Regions from separate parts of the Homo sapiens genome. Here region 2 is linked to region 1. Evidence: read pairs that join two places in POLR2A ChIA-PET (ENCODE). Cell type or tissue: GM12878. All regions are shown on one strand. Each heading gives the region's core, and the rest is flanking DNA. Links, peaks and the distances in the headings are about the cores only.

What was found. Peaks named below come from ENCODE experiments on the same cell type or tissue, not always from the same donor. Only the 100,000 strongest peaks of a DNase experiment are listed, where the experiment ranks them.
Region 2: POLR2A ChIA-PET joins it to region 1 with 9 read pairs; 6 of 35 experiments call an interaction of 5 or more read pairs at or near these places.

What each region holds. Positions count from the first base shown.
Region 1 is chr10:69,051,839-69,058,434 of GRCh38, forward strand. No RefSeq gene overlaps it. Among named protein-coding and RNA genes, the nearest start is that of SRGN, 33 kb to the right of the region's middle. RefSeq lists enhancers at 883-1,384, 1,385-1,884, 2,014-2,173, 4,733-4,882, 5,093-5,272 and 3 more and a silencer at 3,024-3,073. In GM12878, for the core only: a CTCF peak has its summit at 5,556; no DNase peak of the experiment used is centred there; H3K27ac peaks cover 4,724 bases.
Region 2 is chr10:69,204,907-69,209,906 of GRCh38, forward strand. It overlaps SUPV3L1 (Suv3 like RNA helicase), which reads left to right. Exons shown (of 15, transcript NM_003171.5): 14 at 2,887-3,035; 15 at 3,694-4,187. The coding sequence ends at 4,129. Among named protein-coding and RNA genes, the nearest start is that of HKDC1, 13 kb to the right of the region's middle. In GM12878, for the core only: no CTCF peak of the experiment used is centred there; no DNase peak of the experiment used is centred there.

The DNA.
Region 1 (6,596 bases), core at 951-5,950:
GGACATGACACAGTCTTTGCCCCCGCAGAGCTCAGATCCTAGTGATGGAGGCGGACAATCAATACGTGGATATCTGTCAGTATGTAATATGATATTGGGTTGTGTCAGCAGAGTAGAGGCATGGAGAGGAACAGGCCGGTAGAGGTGGTAGGCTATTTTCGATAGGAAAGAATGGCAGGGAAGACCACTGTCACCTGTGAGGTGACATTGAGTTGCAGAAGTAGTGATTTAGTGAGGAGAAAAAGCACCAAGCCCCTGAGGCAGGAATATGATTGGTAAGTTCAAAGCACACGGAAGGGGACAGATGATGTGTCTCACCCACCATGACCTGGGCTGGGAGCTGGGTATCAGGCCTCTTGGCCCAGAGCTGCTGGTCTGGAGTGGGGAAGGTGGTGGGGAGGAGATTTCTCCCGCTTCTGGTCAAGGGTTTCACTTCCTTCAGCCTTGCTTCCCCCATTGTTCAGCTGGGGTGGAGGCTGGTTACCCCTGGCTCTGGCTGGAGCAGTCCAGTGCCATTGTCATTGTCTTTTCCATACAATAAGAACAGAATTCCGTCCTTTCTTTGCTGCTGGCTTTAAACCTCCAGGTCCTAAAGCCCCTTCTCTCACTTCTTTGTTAATCTCAGGGTGTGCCTGAGGCTTTTCACTCTGCCTCCGCTTTCACCACTGCCTGGTGGCTGGTGCGTGGGCTTCTTACCTGGCTCCCTCCTTCACCTCCTGCGAGTCTTCCTTCTTGGATGAGCGCCCCGACCACCTTACTGAAGGAACATGCACTCCTCTCCCAGCTGCCTTTGTACCTTGCTCCTTTCCCCCACGGCATGCTGTAGAATTTCCTTAGGCATTATGTGTTGTTCTGGGTCTCTGTCACCCTCACTGCTATCTACTAGATTGTAAGCTCCACGAGGGCAAAGATGGGTACTTTTTGTTCATGGATATAGCCCAAGCACCTAGAGCAATGCCTGCCACACAGTAGGTACTCAAAAAGTATTTGCGGACTGAAATGAATAAACAAGTGAATGGGTTGTAGGGTAGAATCCTAAATGGCTGAACTGGAAGACTCGCACAGGAATTCCCCTGTGCTGCCCCTACGAGGGAACTGAGATGCAGAGAACAGAAAGGAATTCTTTAGAGAATCGGATGGGAGGCTGGACACAGAGCTTGCCCTCAGGAAATTTACACGAATTGGGGGTGGGGTGGGCAGTGCCACCTCCTTGCACAACTCCAGGGGGTGTCATTTTCATTGAACACAGTATAGGTGGTGCTCCTGGAGTGGTGCCTGGCCTGGGGGTGAGGTAGTTGAGGAGAGACTGTGGCCGGACCATGGTGTGGGGCTCAGAAGAGAGAGTGCAGGTGTGACAGCTCAAAGGGCCCAACCCAAGAAAGAACATCACCAGCCCAGGGCCAGGAAGGGTGTGGTGGAGGATGGGCACCACGGTCAACACACAGAGATCCAACACACACACTCCCAACACCATCTCTGGTGTTTTCTATGCCCAGCACAAGGCCTGGCCAACCCAGTAGGTGAAGTCGCCCAAGGTGCCCAGTAGGTGAAGTCTTTTATTCTTGTTGTTGTTTTGAGACAGGGTCTTGCTCTACCGCCCAGGGTGGAGTGTAGCAATGCTGTTTGCATTGGGCTGACTGAAGCCTCAATAGGGCTCACTGAATCCTCGATCTCCCAGGCTCAAGTGATCCTCCCACCTCAGCCTCCAGAATTTCTGGAACAACAGCTGCAGGCCACTACGCCTAGCTAATTTAAAAAATTTTTTTTTATAGAGACGAGATTTCACCATCTTGCCCAGGCTGGTCTTGAACTCCTGGACTCAAGCAATTCTCCCACCTCAGCCTCCCAAAGTGCTGGGATAACAGGCATGAGCCACCGTGCTGGGCCTAGGAGGTGAAGTCTTGATGAGGGGCTGTGATGGTCTGGCTTGGGAGCAGAGCTGAGGTTTGCTCTAGCACCTGGCCCTCTTGTCCAGTGGGGCTCACTCCTCTTGACTCTGTTCCCCTTGCTGCTGGCTCTTCACTTTGCTGCCTGATAGAATCTAAAATCCCCTGGGGAATTTTAGAAAACATGGGATGCGAGGGGAGTCAGGGGGCACATCCTCGGGGATTTCCATTCAGGTGGTGAGGAGCGGGACTGGACATCCCCTCACCACGTGATACTTGTGTTAGCCAGGCTTGAGAACCCCTGCTCTAGAAGCTGTCCCGGTGACATGGAAGGACCCGGGTAAAAGATTCATAACCCTGTAGTGTTATCCACACAACTGGTGGGTTCGGCCACTTGGTGGGTATCAGTTCAATGACCGCCACCAGAGAGGATGTAGCAAGGGGATTTTATGACTTGTAACAAGTCCCAAAGCAGTGTCCCCCTGAGCCGGGGACTGGGTCACGTTTTATAAGCATAGGGTAGTGATCCGACTGGATCCTGCCATGCAGTGCCTGCTTCTTCTTTTTTTTTTTTTTTTGAGATGGAGTCTCACTGTGTCACCCAGGTTGGAGTGCAGTGGCGCAATCTCAGCTCACTGCAACCTCCACCCACCAAGCTCAAGCAATTCTTTTTTTTTTTTTTTTTTTTGAGATGGAGTCTGGCTCCGTTGCCCAGTCTGGAGTGCAGTGGCGCAATCGCGGCTCACTGCAAGCTTCGCCTCCTGGGTTCACATCATTCTCCTGCCTCAGCCTCCTGAGTAGCTGGGACTACAGGTGCCCGCCACCACGCCCGGCTAACTTTTTATACTTTTAGTAGAGATGGGGTTTCACTGTGTTAGTCAGAATGGTCTCGATCTCCTGACTTCATGATTCCCCCGCCTCGGCCTTCCAGAGTGCTGGGATTACAGGCGTGAGCCACCAAGCCCAGCCTCAAGCGATTCTTGTGCTTCAGCTAGCTGGGATTACAGACAAGCACCACCACACCTGGCTACTTTTTGTATTTTTAGTAGAGACAGGGTTTTGCCATGTGAGCCAAGCTGGTCTCGAACTCCTGGCCTCCTGTGATCCACCCACCTCAGCCTCCCGAAGTGCTGGGATTACAGGCATGAGCCACCACGCCTGGCCCAGTGTCTGATTCTTCATTCAGCCCCCACTTGGGTTCCCCTGTGGTTGCAGGCTTGGTTCATCTGCGCATGCTCAGGTTTTGTGACCCGAGGGTCTGAGGCAACTGGGAAACAACTCACATCTTTGTTACATAAAAGCTCATTCTCAGTAAACTATCGCAAGAACAAAAAACCAAACACCGTATATTCTCACTCATAGGTGGGAATTGAACAATGAGATCACATGGACACAGGAAGGGGAATATCACACTCTGGGGACTGTGGTGGGGTGGGGGGAGGGGGGAGGGATAGCATTGGGAGATATACCTAATGCTAGATGACGAGTTAGTGGGTGCAGCGCACCAGCATGGCACATGTATACATATGTAACTAACCTGCACATTGTGCACATGTACCCTAAAACTTAAAGTATAAAAAAAAAAAAAAAAAAAAAAGCTGAACCAGATTGGTCTGATGCAGTTACAGTGGCTCCGCAGAGAGCATTCAAAAGAATTGATGAACTTGAATGGGAATAAATGACACCTTAATTTTCATGAACCTCCAACTGAAATTGAGTGTTTTCTTCCGTTATGAATGTAAATGTCAAACCACAGCAGTGTCAACAGTACCTGTGACTTTGTCACCCTAGAAATCAGATCTTCTCATATCATTTTATGGTTGTTGTGGGTATCTTGAAATATGATTTAAGCTCATCTGCACTTAAAAAGTAAGATGATTATTAGATTCCTCCTAGATTTTGTTATTTAATGCATTAATGAAGATGCACATATATCACCATATCACAAATTTTACAATATTTTTGGCTACTGGCATTCAACATAATTGTTTCAATAGAAATCCTATGTATCTTAGATTTTTTTCTTTTCTTTTTTTTTTGAGACGGAGTCTCGCTCTGTCGCCCAGGCTGGAGTGCAGTGGCATGATTTTGGCTCACTGCAACCTCTGCCTCCTGGGTTCATGCCATTCTCCTGCTTCAGCTTCCCAAGTAGCTGAGACTACAGTTGCCCGCCACCACACCTGGCTAATTTTTTGTATTTTTAGTAGAGATGGGGTTTCACCGTGTTAGCCAGGATGGTCTCAATCTCCTGACCTCGTGATCCACCCACCTCGGCCTCTCAAAGTGCTGGGATTACAGGCGTGAGCCACTGCACCCGGCTATGTTAGATGTATTTTAAGACAGCATTCTGAGAAGGGGGTCTGTAGGCTGGCCAGATGGCCAAAAGGGCCCCTGATCAAAGCAAAGATCTTCGGAAGGTAAAGAACATTCAGAGGAGGCTCCTTGTCCCCAGAGAAGGCAGAGTGGTATGTAGTGGACACAGTAACTCCCTCTCTCTTCCTGTGTGGCCTGCAGGCAAAGGTCACACCGCTCACGGTCAGGGCTGTCTCACTTCCGTTTGGGGTGAGAGCACCCCCTCACTTACTCGTTTCTCATTTTTTGGCAGAAGTGCCCCTTGGCCTCCCATGGCAGCCCTGGGGGAGGGCAATAGGGCTTTTTTCCAGCCTTGTTAACCCAAGGGGGAGGGGGCAACCCAAACAGTGAGGGAATGAGAAGAGCTTGGACTGGAGGAGAGCAGTTGTTCCTTGAGCCTCGACAGGTAGATGCTGACCGCCAGCTCCTTGCTGCCCCTCACAATTCCTTCCTGCCCTGATTGCTAGTGTTCCCGCCAGAGGAGGGACCTGGGAGACCCACTGATGCCTGCTGGCGCTCCTTTAGAGCCCTTCTGCAGCTCGGCAGACGCTTGGCCCCTGTGATCCAAGCCTGCCCCAGGCACAGTCCCCCACCCTCAGGGAGCTCACAGTCTGGCCAGGGGATCTGAGCCAAGAACTCAGAGTAGGAAGAGGTTTGCAGCTGGGGCCTGGTACAGGTGTGTAGAGCAAACCAGAAACAAATGGGTTAACTTCAGATGATGTTTCTACTCTCTCACACCCACCCTGGGTTGTCTGGTGCGTGGCTGAGCTGAGTCTTAAAGGCTAGATAGAGTCTTAGCTGCCCAACTCACAGCAGTACCCTTTGGATCCACCTGCCCCTGTGGGTGGGCACACATGCTGTGTGGGGCGTGCACAACAGTGACCAGTTGGCGAGAGGTGGTGGTGTCACCACAGGGGAACTTGACCTCCTGGCCCAGCAGCCTAAAACAGAGGTTGATTAAAGCAAAAAGAATCATAGTTGTGGATGGCTGGAGACCTGGGTGTCTGAGGAGATGTCTGAGGTGCGAGTGAGAGGTGCCTGAAGTAAACGACAGACCCAGGAAGTGTCTGCCGTGCTGCTCGGAGCCACGGAACAGGGCCCTTAGACTGGATCTTTTTTCCCTTGGAGTCCGGGAACTCTTTCAGCCCTCTGGCGAAAGCTGCAGAACCATCTCCTCAGGAAAATACACATGTATCATCCAAATTCTGTACCCCATTGTAGAGGTTCTCTTCCCCATGTTTGGAGGAGGAAGAGGCAAAGTTAGAGAGGTGGATGAATTTCCCACGATCGACGGCTCGGCAGCAGGGGGGCAGCAGAGCCAGGACCTCAGGTCCCTGGCAGGTTTAGTGTGCCACGCTTTCCCTTCCCCTTATTGTCTCCCTGGAGAGGAGGAAGTGGGCTGGGGCCGGCGGGAGCCCACATGCACTTCCAGTTCCACACCATGCTGGGGGAAACTAACTGGTAGATAAATAAACACGGGACAGCGCAGGTACAAAAGGCGGCAGAGGCCTTGGGTCCACCCCAGTTCTCACCCTCTCCCTGACTTCTTGATTCCAGTGCAAAAGATCAGCAGCTCTTCTCCCTGAGGCCTAACCTGTGACTTCCTCCTCCTGGGGAAGGTAGAAAGACTTGTCTTCTGGCCTGTTCTCTAAGACCTCCCTTTTCAAGCAATGGAAGCATTCAGAACTTTAACAAGAACCAACCACAGTGACCCCACAGTGTCTGTCCTCGCTGAAATCTGAAAGCAAAGTGGTCAGAGTCGTTTGTGCCCAGGCTTCCTGGAAGTGGTGTCTTCTCAGCACGAGTCGAGCAGCCCAGGACAGACTCTTCTCCCTGACTCCTCTTGGCTTTAGAGGAGAGACTGCTGGTGACAAAAGGAACCTACTGGAAATAAGTGGAGGATCACCCACAGTCTCCCAGCTGCCTCCACCTACAGATAAGGAGGAAAGGGTGGGGAATGTGCTTCTAGTGAGCTGAATCCCAGCCTGGACTCAGGGCTGATCCCCATCCCCAAAGGGCTCAGAAGTGATTCAGGCTGCAGGCATCCCAAGTTGAGGTTCAAGAGAGTTATGCCCAGGAGCCCTGGATTTTCTGAGTTGGTATTCATTTCATATATGTGGTTACCCTTTTGTTGTTGGGTCTCGGTTACTGATTTGAAAAAATTTGTCATTATTAAGGGTCTAGGGCACAGTCCTGGGGTGCCTGGTATGGGCAGGAGTTAGTGGTTTCCTTGCGAGTATATGGCTTTGAGAGTTCTGTCCCCAGCCTTCCCTGTTGCGGCTACACTGGTTTCTGTTAATATCACTTCACTGTGGACTTCACTATCATTCTTCTCTGTTTTCTGTTTTCCTTCTTGCC
Region 2 (5,000 bases), core at 1-5,000, 150 kb after region 1:
GGGATTACAGGCATGTGCCATGCCTGGCTAATTTTTGTATATTTTGTAGAGGCAGGGTTTCGCCATGTTCCCCAGGCTGGTCACGAACTCCTGAGCTCAAGCAGTCCACCTGCCTCAGCCTCCCAAAGTGCTAGGATTACAGGCATGAGCCATTGTGCCCAGCCCTATCAACGTTATCTTAATGAATTACTCACAACTTGCCTTTTCTTTTTCTCTTAATAATATGTGTTAGAGATCTTCCATGTCCAGATGTTTACCTAGAAAATATGTTTCTTAGAGCTGGCATTTGTGAAAAACTTAGCTAGCATAAGGTTGAAGTTTATGGAACAGTCTTGAACTGCTGTAAACTGACCTGAGTGGAACTCAGTCCCATGGCCTTGGCACCATTCACACCATCCTTTAAACAGCTATTCTAGTGAATAGAAGCTCTTTACTAAGGTGTAGGGAGTCTCTGGAACATGCAGGTCAACAGTTGCTTGTTTTCTTAAGATAAGGTCTCACTATGTTGCCCAGGCTGCAGTGCAGTGGCACAATCATAGCTCACTGTAACCCCAAACTCCTGGGCTCAGGCGATCCTTCCACCTCAGCCTCCTGAGTAGCTAGGACTACAGGTGTGCGCCATGATGCGTGGTGTGTTTTCTTTTTGAGATGAAGTCTCACTCTGTTGCCCAAGCTGGAGTGCAGTGGTATGAGCTTGGCTCACTGCAACCTCCGCCTCCCAGGTTCAGGCGATTCTCCTGTCTCAGCCTCCCGAGTAGCTGGGATTACAGGTGCCCGCCACCATGCCTGGCTAATTTTTTGTATTTTTAGTAGAGATGGGGTTTCACCATGTTGGCCAGGCTGGTCTCAAACTCCTGACCTCAAGTGATCCACCCGCCTTGGCCTCCCAAAGTGCAGGGATTACAGGCATGAGCCACCACACCCGGCCGCTCCGTGTGTTTTCTGTTTAAAAATTAGAATATGAAATCTAGAGGCTTTTCCTTTTTTCCTGATCTTTGTCATTACTGAACTATGAAAGAGCTCAATCACATTAATGACTTAGGATGCCCCTTAGGACTGTGATTTGGAAGCTGTGCTCCATGGAGCTCCTTTAGGGCCAGCTGCTGGATGGATGGATGGATGGATGGATGGATGGGCGGGCATCTCTCCCTGCTCTCTCTGCATAGCTCCTTACTTAGCTCTTTTATGTATTGGGCTTCCACTAGTTGTTTGTGGCCAAAAAAAATAGAGCCACTGCCTTTATAAGATAACTTGAGAACTCATGCTTGGCCTGTCCTGCCTAGCAGGTAGTGTGGTCACATTTCTACCCTTTATGGCTATCCTACTTGGCATTTATTAAACTTAGCAGAGTGGACCAGACTGAATTTAACAAAATTGTGGCATTATTTAACTACAATTGATCTAAAACTGCTCTTCCTCTCTGAAGTATTAACCTTGCTTAGGTTAAGCATTTAGAGATAATTTCCCCTAATCAGGAAATGAATCATTTGAAATCAGCTTGAATCTTGAAGCTGAAGATTTTATTTAAACTCTTGCTTGAGGGGTCTTACTGTGTGGTTGTATGTCTATCTTCTGTAGTACAGGTGATGTATAATATTGCCTAATTCTGGGATGCAACATGGTTTTGAAAGCACATTCCCCAGCAGTGTCTTGTGGTTCAAGACAGGGCTGTGATGTCTCACGTTACCAGTGAGGAAGCTGAAGCAAAGAGTGTTGACTTGGCCAAAGCCACACAGCTCGCAGGAGGCAGATCCAAGATTGACTTCTGACCAGCCTTGCACCAGGCCACCTCAGAGGGTTTCTATATAATAAGGGAGGACAGCCAGGTGCGGTGGCTCACGCCTGTAATCCCAGCACTTTGGGAGGCCGAGGCGGGTGGATCACAAGGTCGGGAGTTTGAGACCAGCCTGACCAACATGATGAAACCCCGTCTGCACTAAAAATACAAAAATTAGCTGGGTGTTGTGGCGGGCGCCTGTAATCCCAGCTACTCAGGAGGTTGAGGCAGGAGAATCACTTGAACCCAGGAGGCGGAGGTTGCAGTGAGCCAAGATCGTGCCATTGCACTCCAGCCTGGGTAACAGAGCGAGACTCCGTCTCAAAAAAATAAAAAATAAGGGAGGACATTAACAAGATAGAGAAACTTAAGCTCGTATTTGAGGTTATAGGACTATTACATATGAGATAGAAATAGGAGTCTTCAGGTACTGTCTGTCCATAGCTTTAGAACATCACATATTCCTAAATAAGAGTTAACAGACTTAGGCCCTGGAAAGTTAGTCCTTCTACAGCTTCTTTTTTTTTTTAACTGCTCCTTGTGGAGCAGGGATACCCTATAGGTAGTGTGCCCAGAGTAGCCCTTGAACTTCTGCTGCACATATTATTACCCTGGTTTTAGAAAAAGAAGGAAATCATCTTTTTTTGTTTTTTCTTTCTCCAAATGGTCTCACTGCTGGAGTGCAGTGGCACGATCATGGCGCACTGCAGCCTTGACCTCCCTGGGCTCAGTAATCCTCCACCTCAGCTTCCTGAGGAGTAGATGGAATCACAGGCACACACCACCATGCCCAGCTAATTCTTTGTGTTTTTTGTATGGATGGGGTTTCTCCATGTTGCCCCAGCTGGTCTCGAACTCCTGGGCTCAAGTGATCTACCCGCTTCAGACTCCCAGAGTGCTGGGATTATAGACGTGAGCCACTGTACCTGGCCTTATAAAGTATTAAATGTTCTTTAAAATGTAGAAGAGTATAAAGGAGAAAAGAAACCACCTGTCTATTGAAATACAACCACAATGTTTTGTTTTGCTTTCTTTTTTTTCTCTTTCTAATTATAGACTTAAGGGAATTCTGACACTTCTCTGAAACCCTTTTCCTCTTTCTCTCTCAGTTTGCCAGGCAGTATAGCAGGAATGAGCCCCTGACCTTTGCATGGTTACGCCGATACATCAAATGGCCTTTACTTCCACCTAAGAATATTAAAGACCTCATGGATCTTGAAGCTGTCCACGATGTCTTGGATCTTTACTTGTGGCTAAGGTACCAACATTTTTCCTTTATGTGCTCTCATTTTTCTAGTAGGACAAATTAAAGGTTTTATGAATTTGTTTTTCTATTTCAAATTATGGACATATTTGCAAGATGCTCTATATTATGTCTATTGTCCATAAAGGCAATTCAACTGATGGAATGGTTTCCCATTCCAAAAATGACTTGAGTTCTTGCAATTCTAGTTAAGATGGCTAGGTGAGAAGGAAGGTCCACTGGACTCCTGCTGGTCAAAGGATGGTCCTTGGACCAAAAGCATTGGTATCACCTGGGAGCTTGTTAGAACTAAGGAGTATCAGGCCCATGCCTGACTTGATCAGATTCTGCATTTTAACAAGATCCCTGGGTGATTCACTTGTACATTATCATTTGAGAAGTCCTGTTCTAGGCCAGTGATTCTCAAAGGAGGGGCATGTCCCTCTCCAGGAGTATATCAGAGTCTATTGAGGTATAGTGCTGACCCACCCTCAGGATGACATATTCCTCCGATATGTGGGGGCAGAAATCAAGGTTGAGCAAAGGCACTGAAGAGAGTTTGCAAAAAGAACATTTAGAATTTATCAATGTCATGATGTAGGTGTGCCATTGAGAGTTGTCCAGTGACTGCGATAAGAGCTGTTGCTATAATGCTAATGTGTCTTTTTCCCAGCTACCGATTTATGGATATGTTTCCAGATGCCAGCCTTATTCGAGATCTCCAGAAAGAACTAGATGGTATTATCCAAGATGGTGTGCACAATATCACTAAATTGATTAAAATGTCTGAGACGCATAAGCTGTTGAATTTGGAGGGCTTTCCATCAGGGAGCCAGTCACGATTGTCAGGAACCTTAAAGAGCCAAGCTAGAAGGACACGCGGCACCAAAGCTCTAGGGAGTAAAGCTACTGAGCCACCCAGCCCCGATGCAGGAGAGCTGTCCCTTGCTTCCAGATTGGTGCAGCAAGGACTCCTCACTCCAGACATGCTGAAACAGCTAGAAAAAGAGTGGATGACACAACAAACTGAACACAACAAAGAAAAAACAGAGTCTGGGACTCATCCAAAAGGGACGAGAAGAAAGAAGAAGGAACCTGATTCGGACTAGTTTTCTGTTCCTGTTTTTTTTTTTTTATTTAATTTTGCAAATAAAAATTTATTTTGAATCCTTTTTCCTCATATGCATTTACTCCCTCCTCTAGTATTGTGGCTATCTGGTACTGGGGGATTTTTGGTGTGTGTGTGTGTTTGTGTGTGTGTTTGTTTGTTTTTTCTTTTTTTGCACAGAAAAATCTCTCTTGATGACTAAACTTGTTTTTTTTTTTTTCAACATTTAGAAAATACTAGGATATCATGGAGGTTTAATTTAAGTCTTTATATAATGGCCATTTGTAGAATAGTACTAAGACAGTGCACTATAAGGAACTCTGCATGGGAATAAAATCACTTTGGTGAATTGTTTGACCAGTTTCCTATGCCATGCTGAGGATGTCATGGATGCAGTTCTTTGACAAACATTGCTGTCTGTTGTACCCATATACCAGAGGCTATTTAGGTGCTGGAAATATGCAGTAAGCAAGACTGACAATCTTCTACCCTCATGGATCTCATATTTGGTAGGAGAGACAGGAACAGGTTAACAAATAAATCCTGTCAGATCGGTGAGGGCAGAGATTGTAGTCTATTTCACTACTGCATCCACAGTATCTGGAATATAGCAGAAGCAAAATCATTCTTTGTGAGATGAATGGGTGTAATTTTAGAGATGAATGCTAGAAAGAATAAGGAAAGAGTGATGCTGAGTGGCAGGGAAGGGCTGTTTTAGGTAGGGTGGTCTTCCCTTGTCCAAAGGCCAGCCTACACTTGTTCAACGAAGTTTTCAACCCTGTTCAGAAACCTAGCTAAAAGGGGTTTAAAGATGGAAGCTTTGGAGTTAGACAGATGTGGTTCCTTTTCATATCACAGCTTAGCAGCCTTGC